2 separate regions of the Mus musculus genome follow, and region 2 is linked to region 1. The links are chromatin contacts, found by Hi-C or POLR2A ChIA-PET in ENCODE. All regions are on one chromosome and are shown on one strand. Each heading gives the region's core, a stretch centred on a gene start or an enhancer-like site at or near the end of the contact. The rest is flanking DNA. Distances are from core to core; before and after follow the strand shown. Region 1 holds the start of Cemip2 (cell migration inducing hyaluronidase 2). Region 2 overlaps Cemip2 (cell migration inducing hyaluronidase 2).

Region 1 (4,352 bases), core at 1,300-3,799:
GTCAATGGAAACACACAGGGATCTCCCGCCCTCTGGCTTCCCCAACTGCAGCCACTCCTTCCCTTCCCTCTCCAGCTGACAGAAAGTGCCACAGAGTACTGCTGAGAGTCCTTCCAAGAATGTCTGGCATGTCACGAGTGGTTTTATTAAGAATTCAGTTAATGGGTCCATGGCAGATAGAGAGATGGGTGCATTACTAATAAATACTCCAGAGCACTTTATAGCGTATAGCCATTTTCAGATGTGATCCGTTCAATAGTGATTATGATTTTCTTTCTGAAATATGGCTCATTTATCTCAATTTCAGAAGCACACATAGCTACTAAGTGGTATCCTTCCGATTTCATAATGGTCCACAAGCCTGCTCTATGCCCATTTTCTTGGTATCTGTAACAACAGGCTTAATTACATCCCCTACAGCATAACTGCGGTGCTGTCACCTCAACTTTCCTGTGATTATAACACTGCAGGAAATCCCCCGGCTATTGGCTAGACGAAGAGAGGAGACCTACCTCAAACAATTAGCCATGGACCCGCTATCCCAACTACACAGAACTTCCTAGGAGACCAGAGAAGAATTTAGATGCTAATGTCTTGCGCACACATTAACACACACACAGAGAGATGCACACTCACCACGCCTCAGCTTACTCTCATCCACAGGCTGACAGAGAACAGGTGACGGCTCAGAGTTCTCGTCTAACCTTAACTTTCCGTTCTGTGAGGACAAAAATCAGACACAGTATGGGATAGAGTGAGCTTAAAGTCTGAGATAAATTTCCAGCCCCGACTCACCACCCTACACATAAATAAAGAATGTTATTTTAAAGGCAGAAGACACTATCACGAGCTGTCCCATGTTAACTAAATGAACAGCATGCCTGGTGCACATTTTGCTTTGCCCAGAAATGCAAACTCAAAGGGAAAGACAATAAGGGACACACCAGAGTAGGATATGGAGACCAGACCAGTGCTAATGGGTCAAGTTTTCTTAATCTTTAGGGATATATATAATTTGTTTGTATTTGGGTTTAGTGGCCATTTCCAACAGATAAGCCTGGTTGCAATGGGAATTCAGGCTTCCCTTAAGCTTTGATGAAACTCTTCTCCTGCCTCCTCTTCCTCTAAATTTTCTTTTTACTGGTAAGAGCCCTTAAGACTTCTGCAGCCCTTCAACATGTGCAACTGTGTAGCATCAGACTAGTCACCAGCACAAGGGAGTCAGTCCAACACACTGTGTGGTTCAGGAGCAGATGGAAGTTCCTAAAAGACAGGCACTCTACCTTTAACCCCAACTGCAGAAGAAAGGAGATGTGTCAAAAGTCTGTTCTCCTAACCTTCGGCGGAGAATTTAAGGGGAGTGTTTCTGCTCCACAGGGGGTCTGGTGACAAACACCAGCCCCCCAGCAGAGACCTTGGTTTTATTGCTAGAGGGCAGTAAGTAGTATTACGTGAAGCACCTCAGGGTACTCGCAGTGAGAACCCCATTCTTTGCCAGGACCTCCCAACTCTGCCAAGGAACTGTGGTGAGTGAGGTCCTGTGCTAAAAACTGGTCCCCAGCTTTAAAGATGCCCAGATTCTGAAACTGCGCCTTACCACACGGAGCAGGGTCACACCAACTCAGGGGAACAGTAGGAGACAAAGATCCACACTCCCCCCCAAACTTTACACAAGCGTGCTCTTGTAGACGCCAAGGCTCCACAATGCACATTCCATCAATCTTTCACTGCGGTCCGCGTCCCCCACGCAGCCTTTCCAGAAACTTTAGGGCTGTTCACACCGACTTTAAAAGACCCATTGTTAACCTCCCCGGGAACACAAAGTGGATGAAAAGGGGATCAAACCTCTATTCCTAAGGACCCCTTTTCATGGAAGAAGGTTGAGTCTCGGGGCGCTATGTATGGGAGAACTCCGGCGGGAAGGCGCCGGCAAAGGCGGACGCTGGAACCCACAGGATGTTGTGCTTCTCGGCAAAAAAACGCCAGCACAGGGACAGCCAGGCCTCCAGGACGCCAAGGTGCGCAAGTCGGGTCTGCGCCCTCCGGGCCCTTGGGACCGCCAAGGAGGCGGGGCTGGGCACCCGGGACTAGAGGAGCCTTACCTTCCCCTCCCCCTCCTGGCGTCGGTCTACTCAGGTGTCTACGCGATGGCCAGAGGAGCAGGAGCGGGAGCAGAGCTCCTGGAGTCCCCGCGTGCAGATCTCCTCTCCATGGCCAGGAACCCGCGTCCCGCTGCCGCTCTGAATTCAGCGGCAACCTACGCCGGAGGAGAAGCAGTCGGGGCCGGGGAGTAACGCTCCTCCCTCCGCCTTCGCGGCCACCTCCTCCAGCCAGCCCGGCTTGGCGCTCTTGGATCCTTCCCTCCCGGAGGAAGAGGAGGGGAATCGCCGTCCGGGCGGCGCGAGCCTGTGCGGCTCCGAGACAATAGCGGCAGGCAGGGCGCGTTCCCGAGCCGCGCAGGTCCCCGGTTCGGCGGGCGCCGCGGCTCGCTAGGGTCCCTCTAATCAGCCTCCGGCCACACAAGCGCCGGCTCGGCTGGGCCGAGAGTGCTGCGGATTGGGCAGGCGGCCCCGAGCTAGGGAGGCGGGTCAAAGGCGGGGTGGGCGGGGCCTGTTGTCAGAGGGACGAGACCTGCGGAGGCTCCGCCCACCACAAGCTGCAGACGAAGGCTCAGCGCCTCCAGCTGCCTTCAGCAGGAAGGACGCCCGCCAACACCGTCGGCGGCCAGGGTTTCCCAGCGGCTCCTTGACCTTCGGCTACAGATGACTACCTGGGAGTTCAGGAAAAGCAGCGGGCCTGAACCTGAGTCTGTGTACCTCATCATCCCAGCTGAGTCTGATACTGCTTTTTTTGTCACCTCTTGACAAAGTCGACCTGAGCCTGCACCCCTCATCACTCGAAACTGAACCTGCATCTTCTCGGGTCTAGCCAGGCTGCTGAACCCCTATTACCACCACCACCACCACCCCACACACACACACACACACCACCACCACCACCACCACCACCACCACCACCACCCACACACACACACACACCACCACCACCACCACCACCACCACCACCCCTGAGACACACACACACAGGGTTGAACTCTTTTCTCTTCCTTTATCATCCAATAGCTGAGTTCGACATCTTTTATCGCTCCGGAATGAAGCTGACTCGGCATAGCAGTATATTCCCCCAATAATATCCCGCAAGCCCCCCACCTCACTCAAAACTTTCTGAGCCTCGGGTCCTGGCGCCTCGACTGCCCCCACCTGGCCAACAAGGAAGCTGGATTCGTAGCCCTCTCAGCAGAGTCAGTGTGTTCTTGACTTCAGACCGTTGTCCAGTTCTGGTTAGGAGCTTGGAGCAGCCCCAGCATCTCACACTAAGGCCAGAATAAATATACCTAGGCCTGGTCACGCCTTCTGGCCACGCTACTCTAGAGTGGCTGAAGCTTGCAGGAGGCGGAGATGCAACACTGAAAACCAATCCTCAGCCCACCCTACTGCAGAATATACTGGCCGGGTGGCATGAGTAGCCCTGCCACCACCCGGTCCCCTGGAGGAAGTTGCTCTGGCAGAGGAAAAGCCTTTCCTGCAGCAAAGGGCGCGACCTGGCTTGGTCCGTCAGACCACGAGGTCAGGAGCTAATGACAGCTGCCAGATTGCCAAATCCGGACAGTCATCATCCTCTATTTAATTCGGAGTTGGACGTGTCGCCTCTGGGGAACTGTTTCATTGAATACTGTACAGGCAGGATTGTTCATTTTTCAGGCTCACTGTTGTTTGTCTGTCTGTTTGTTTATTTGTTTGTTTTCTCCCCCTTCCAGTAAAAATTCAACCGTGTAGCTATGATACACCAGCAGACAGAAAAAGGAATACCCTATTTCCAAGGTTTGGTTTAGGACTTGGTAGAACTGAACCAATGTTTCCAGACTGGGGCTAATAAGAATCCCCTGAGATCCTAAAAAACTTGGAAATGCCTCAACAAAGCTCTATGGACTGAGTCAGAGGAGTCTGCAAATGTAAATTTTGGCAATGCTTCTGGACCGAACCCACAGTTAACTAAAACCTTGGAAAGATGCAGAAGGAGAAGCTCCAGAGACATCTGAGCCGTCACAAAATCCTTACCCATCTGCCATCTCCAGCCCCAGTCCCTCTTTAGAAGAGAAAAGGGGAGGACTTAACATAATAGAGCAGATGATTCTCTATGACAAACTGCAAAGGAGGAAGGACTCTTAAGGTGGCCTCAATGGGACATGTTTAGAACTCAAGAAGGGAGGATGGGGGCTGGAGATATGGCTTGGGCTCCTCTTCCAGAGGATCCAGATTTGATTCCCAGAAACCTACAGGGCAGCTCATGAC
Region 2 (4,030 bases), core at 1,484-3,983, 41 kb before region 1:
AGCTAGAGAGACGAATCTAAGTTCAGTAGATAGCTTGGAAATGCCTAAACCTGAAAAGACTAACTAAATTATTTATTACAAAGACAGAATTTCTCACATTCTTCATTTAACATTTATAAGGACCTTGGTGAAAAAGTAAAAAACTGGTCACATGATAACTCGACCCCACAAAGACAGGAGAAAAGATAAAGAGCCAAATTTTTAAAAATGATAACTAAGAGTTTCAAAAATCAATTCATTGCACTGAGTTTTTCAATAACACATTAAGGATCCTTTGTACGATGCTGTGAGCCCAGTGCTCAAACTAGCCGCCATGAGAGAAGTATCTTTGTAAAATGAGAACCCAGCCCGGGGGGCCTCAGGCCTGTGAGCTGCACATTCTATATCAAGCACTACACTCTGTACCAAGCAAGTCACTGGAGAACAAGAAGTGAGGTGAGAAGGAGGGAAATGGAACAGGTCCAAGGCACACACATGCCCCTTGGCTCAATAAGCATGGGAGGTCAGCAAAAGCAGGAAACCGTGTGATCCGATCTCCGCTATCCACCAACCTCCCACCCCTCCCAGCATATCCCAGGATGACATTTGCTGAATGGACTAGAAGGGAGGCTCCTTGTGGGTTTCTGATAGATGCTGATGGCACAGACTGGAATGGGAGCATCAGGGATGAAGAGGATGATGTCTACCCAAGCCCAGTGCCCTAACTAGCTCAGACTGAAGAGGTAAAAAGCCTTGCACAAAGTTGTTACAGCAAGTCAAACAAGGAGAGCCACGGGAAGGAGCTCTGTAATGTTCTAAATTAGCGGGATCCCCAACCTTCCTTCTGCTGCGGCATTTTAATGCAGTTCCTCATGTTGTGCTGACCCACAACCATAAAATTATTTCACTGCTACTTCACAACTGTAATTTTGTTACTGTTATAAATTTTAATGTAAATATCTGATATGTAGAGTATCAGCTATGTGACCCCCACCTCACCAAAGGGGTCATGACCCACAGGCTGAGAACCACTACTCTAAATAAAGACACACAGATATTATAATGCAACATGTGACCCCCTGCTGCAGCCCCCTCATCTCTTCTGAGCATCTCTATATAGCCCAATGACTGATCATTTACACCAAAGCTGGGTCCTCAATTTCAGCTTTTTCACTGGTATTTAGAAAATGCAGTTAGGGGCTAGCAAGATGGCTCAGTGGTTAAAAGCACTGTCTATTCTTCCAGAGGACCTGGGTTCAATTCCCAACCCCCACATGATGGCTCACAACCATCTATAACTCCAGTTCAAGGGGATCTGATAACCTCTTTTGGGTTATGAAGGTGGTACACTAACACACATATAGACAAAACATCATGATGGTTAATTTCTTTAAGATTTATTTTATTTTTATTTAAGTGTATGTGTGGTCCTGTGTCTCTGTGTATATATATACACAAAACAAGTGCCCATAGAGGCTAGATGCTGGAGGTACAGGTGGTTGTGAGCCACCCAACCTAGGCTGTGAACAAAACTCCTGTCCTCCGAGAGCTGCAAGCGCTCCTAATGGTTAAGCCATCTCTCCAGTCTCTCGGTTGTTAATACTGCTGACAACTTAGTGGGATTTAAATCACTATAGAGAGACATCCCTAGGCATGTCTGTGAGGAAATTTCCAGACTGGGTAAACTGAGGTAGGATGGCCCACCCTAAATGCAAGTGGCACCAGTCTGTGAAAGAGTCAGCCAACACCAGTGTTCCTCTCCCTCTGACTGATAACTGTGGATTCTCTGTGCTCAGCTGCCTCACAACCTGGCCACTCACTGAGCCTTCCTTCCCTGCCGTGATATCCCTTCTCAAAGTATAAACAAAAAAAAAAACCCTCCCCCCTCTCCAGTTGCTTCCTGTAAAATATTTGGTCATAGCAATGACAAAAATAACTAATACAATCACCTCCCCTGATTTGAATGTACTAATTAGTTATAATGCACTGATTGGCTACCATGCCTCACCCTACCCCTTTTAAAAACTTCTTTATGAAATTCCCCAACTTCTAATGAAGTTTCCCAATCTTCAAATTCCCACTGTTTCCCATCTTGAGGACTCTGATAATTGGTGAGTCAGCTTCCTCTCTGAGGAACGGGATGAGTGTATCTGCTAGATCCCAGGAGCCCGGTGTTCAGCTCACAGCCTGATTTATTTATTACTCATTTGTGTCCTGTCATTTTTACTCATGTCTGGGTTGCATGAACACACGTGGACATAGTCTGCACACTGCTCCACACATACATACAGCTGCCAACTATCTAGTCATTCCCCTTCTATAATTAGCTCTGAGGTTACAGCTTACTAATGGAGTCTAGTTCCTTAGTATGTCTGCATTTGAAAACTGGTAAGAGAACTCAGAGTATGAAGGAATAATTACCATTTTCATAATACGTACAGGTTTATCTAGTAACAAACTTCTGAAGCCATAATGAGGAGTCCAGTTACAATGTCCACAGCCTCTTAATATACTTATTCCTCCATCCATGTACATACTATATACAAACATATAAAGTACATAGCGTGGCCTTTGCATACATGCATACAAACATGAGGGAACAAACATGTGTGGAGGCAGGATGCTCCTGTCAGCTGGTTTCCTCACTCACGACTCACATTAGTTTCATGACAGGGTCTCTCAGTGGACCCGGTGCTGCATGATTCAGCTGGACTCTGTTCAGCAATCCCAGGACTCCCCTTACCTCTCCTGGCACCTCGCCTGCCTTGTAGGGAGGTTGCACTGACATCTCACACTTGTGACGCAAGCCCTGAGCCAGCTCAGCCAGCAGGCTTAGATAAGTTCTTTCAAGGCAGAAAAAGAAGCCAACTGTTTAACAGTTTTTCTGGCACGAACTCATTGAAACTACCAACTATAAAAAACCTTTTTAAAAGCAGGTGTGACCAGATTTGGTAGCTCCTTCCAGTAATCCCAACACTTGGATGCAGAGGCAGGCAGGCCCTGTGAGTTCTAGACCAGACTGAATTCCATCTTGAGTCTAGTCTCATAACAAACATAATAAAAAATACACGGGCAACTTTCCAATAGCAACTTTGTAGGGGTTTTTTTTGTTTGTTTGTTTGTTTGTTTTTTTTGGCGGGGAGGGCGGGGAGATTAGGCCAATATGCTAATTTTATTTAGTGCTAACTTGATATACTTGATATAAAGTAGAGTCAACTAGAAACAAGTAACCTCAACTGAGAAATTTTCTAGATCAGACTAGTCCATTGGCTTGTCTGTGGGGCATGTTCTTGATTGCTAAATGAAACAGGAGGGCCCAGCCTACTGTGGGTAGCACTATCCCTAGGCAGGTAGAAAGCAAGGGAGAGATCCAGTAAGCAATAGCATCCCCACAGGGTCTCTGCATCAGAATCCTGCTGTGAGCCCCTGCCACTGCCTCCCTCAGTTAGGATGTAGCCTGTGAGTTGAAATAGGCCCTCTCCTCCCCAAGTTGCTTTTTATTACATGGCGTTTTTCATCACAGCAACAGGAAGCAAAGTAGGACATCCAATATTCTTGCTTCATAATTTTATTCTCATCTAAGTGGTCCTCCTTAAGTTTTGGCCCATTTTTTTGGCATCCCAGGTTCATCACCTTGGGGCCTTAAATGTTCCCTGATCACTGCTCACTGCTCTCGAAGGTTTCATGCTTAACTTGACCTTCGGGGTCCTGTGCACAATTCACTATGTGGGCTTTGTCCGGCTTCTCCTAACCTCATCTCTCAACAGTGTAAGGCGAGTCCTGCCTTGCACATTAGATCCGATCCAGCCACCTTTAGTCTGGCTCCTGCTTTATTCCCTTAACAACTGGGCCGGTCATGTGTCTTTCCTACATCTAGCAAAAGCCTTTGCAATGTATCTCCTTTCAACTTCATGATCCAGTCAATAAACGTGAAGTACAGAAAAACAGTATGTTCCTGGTTGCTACTGAGTGTGACTTCAGGTTGCAACATTGACCAGAACACTTTCTATGCACCTGAGATGCTTTGTGTACTTTGGCTGAGAAAGAGAGA

Evidence for each region. A loop is a pair of places that touch in the nucleus more often than their neighbours do. ChIA-PET counts read pairs that join two places held with the same protein, here RNA polymerase II (POLR2A).
Region 2: a map of heart shows a loop between it and region 1 (4-fold over the local background). The contact joins the enhancer-like site here to the promoter of Cemip2 in region 1. A Hi-C loop is called at or near these places in 7 of 37 maps with a recorded cell type or tissue (adrenal gland, gastrocnemius and heart). POLR2A ChIA-PET finds 5 or more read pairs at or near these places in 3 of 5 experiments (Patski and embryonic stem cell).

What each region holds. Positions count from the first base shown.
Region 1 is chr19:21,776,537-21,780,888 of GRCm38, reverse strand. Cemip2 (cell migration inducing hyaluronidase 2) reads right to left here and starts at 2,549. Exons shown (of 24, transcript NM_001033759.2): 1 at 2,103-2,549.
Region 2 is chr19:21,818,511-21,822,540 of GRCm38, reverse strand. All of the region lies in intron 12 of Cemip2 (cell migration inducing hyaluronidase 2), which reads right to left. Among named protein-coding and RNA genes, the nearest start is that of Cemip2, 42 kb to the right of the region's middle. Within about 2 kb of position 2,733, at least 2 of the 3 ENCODE cell types and tissues checked have a DNase peak (open chromatin) inside an H3K27ac peak, as active enhancers do; they include gastrocnemius and heart, where a contact is called at or near this core.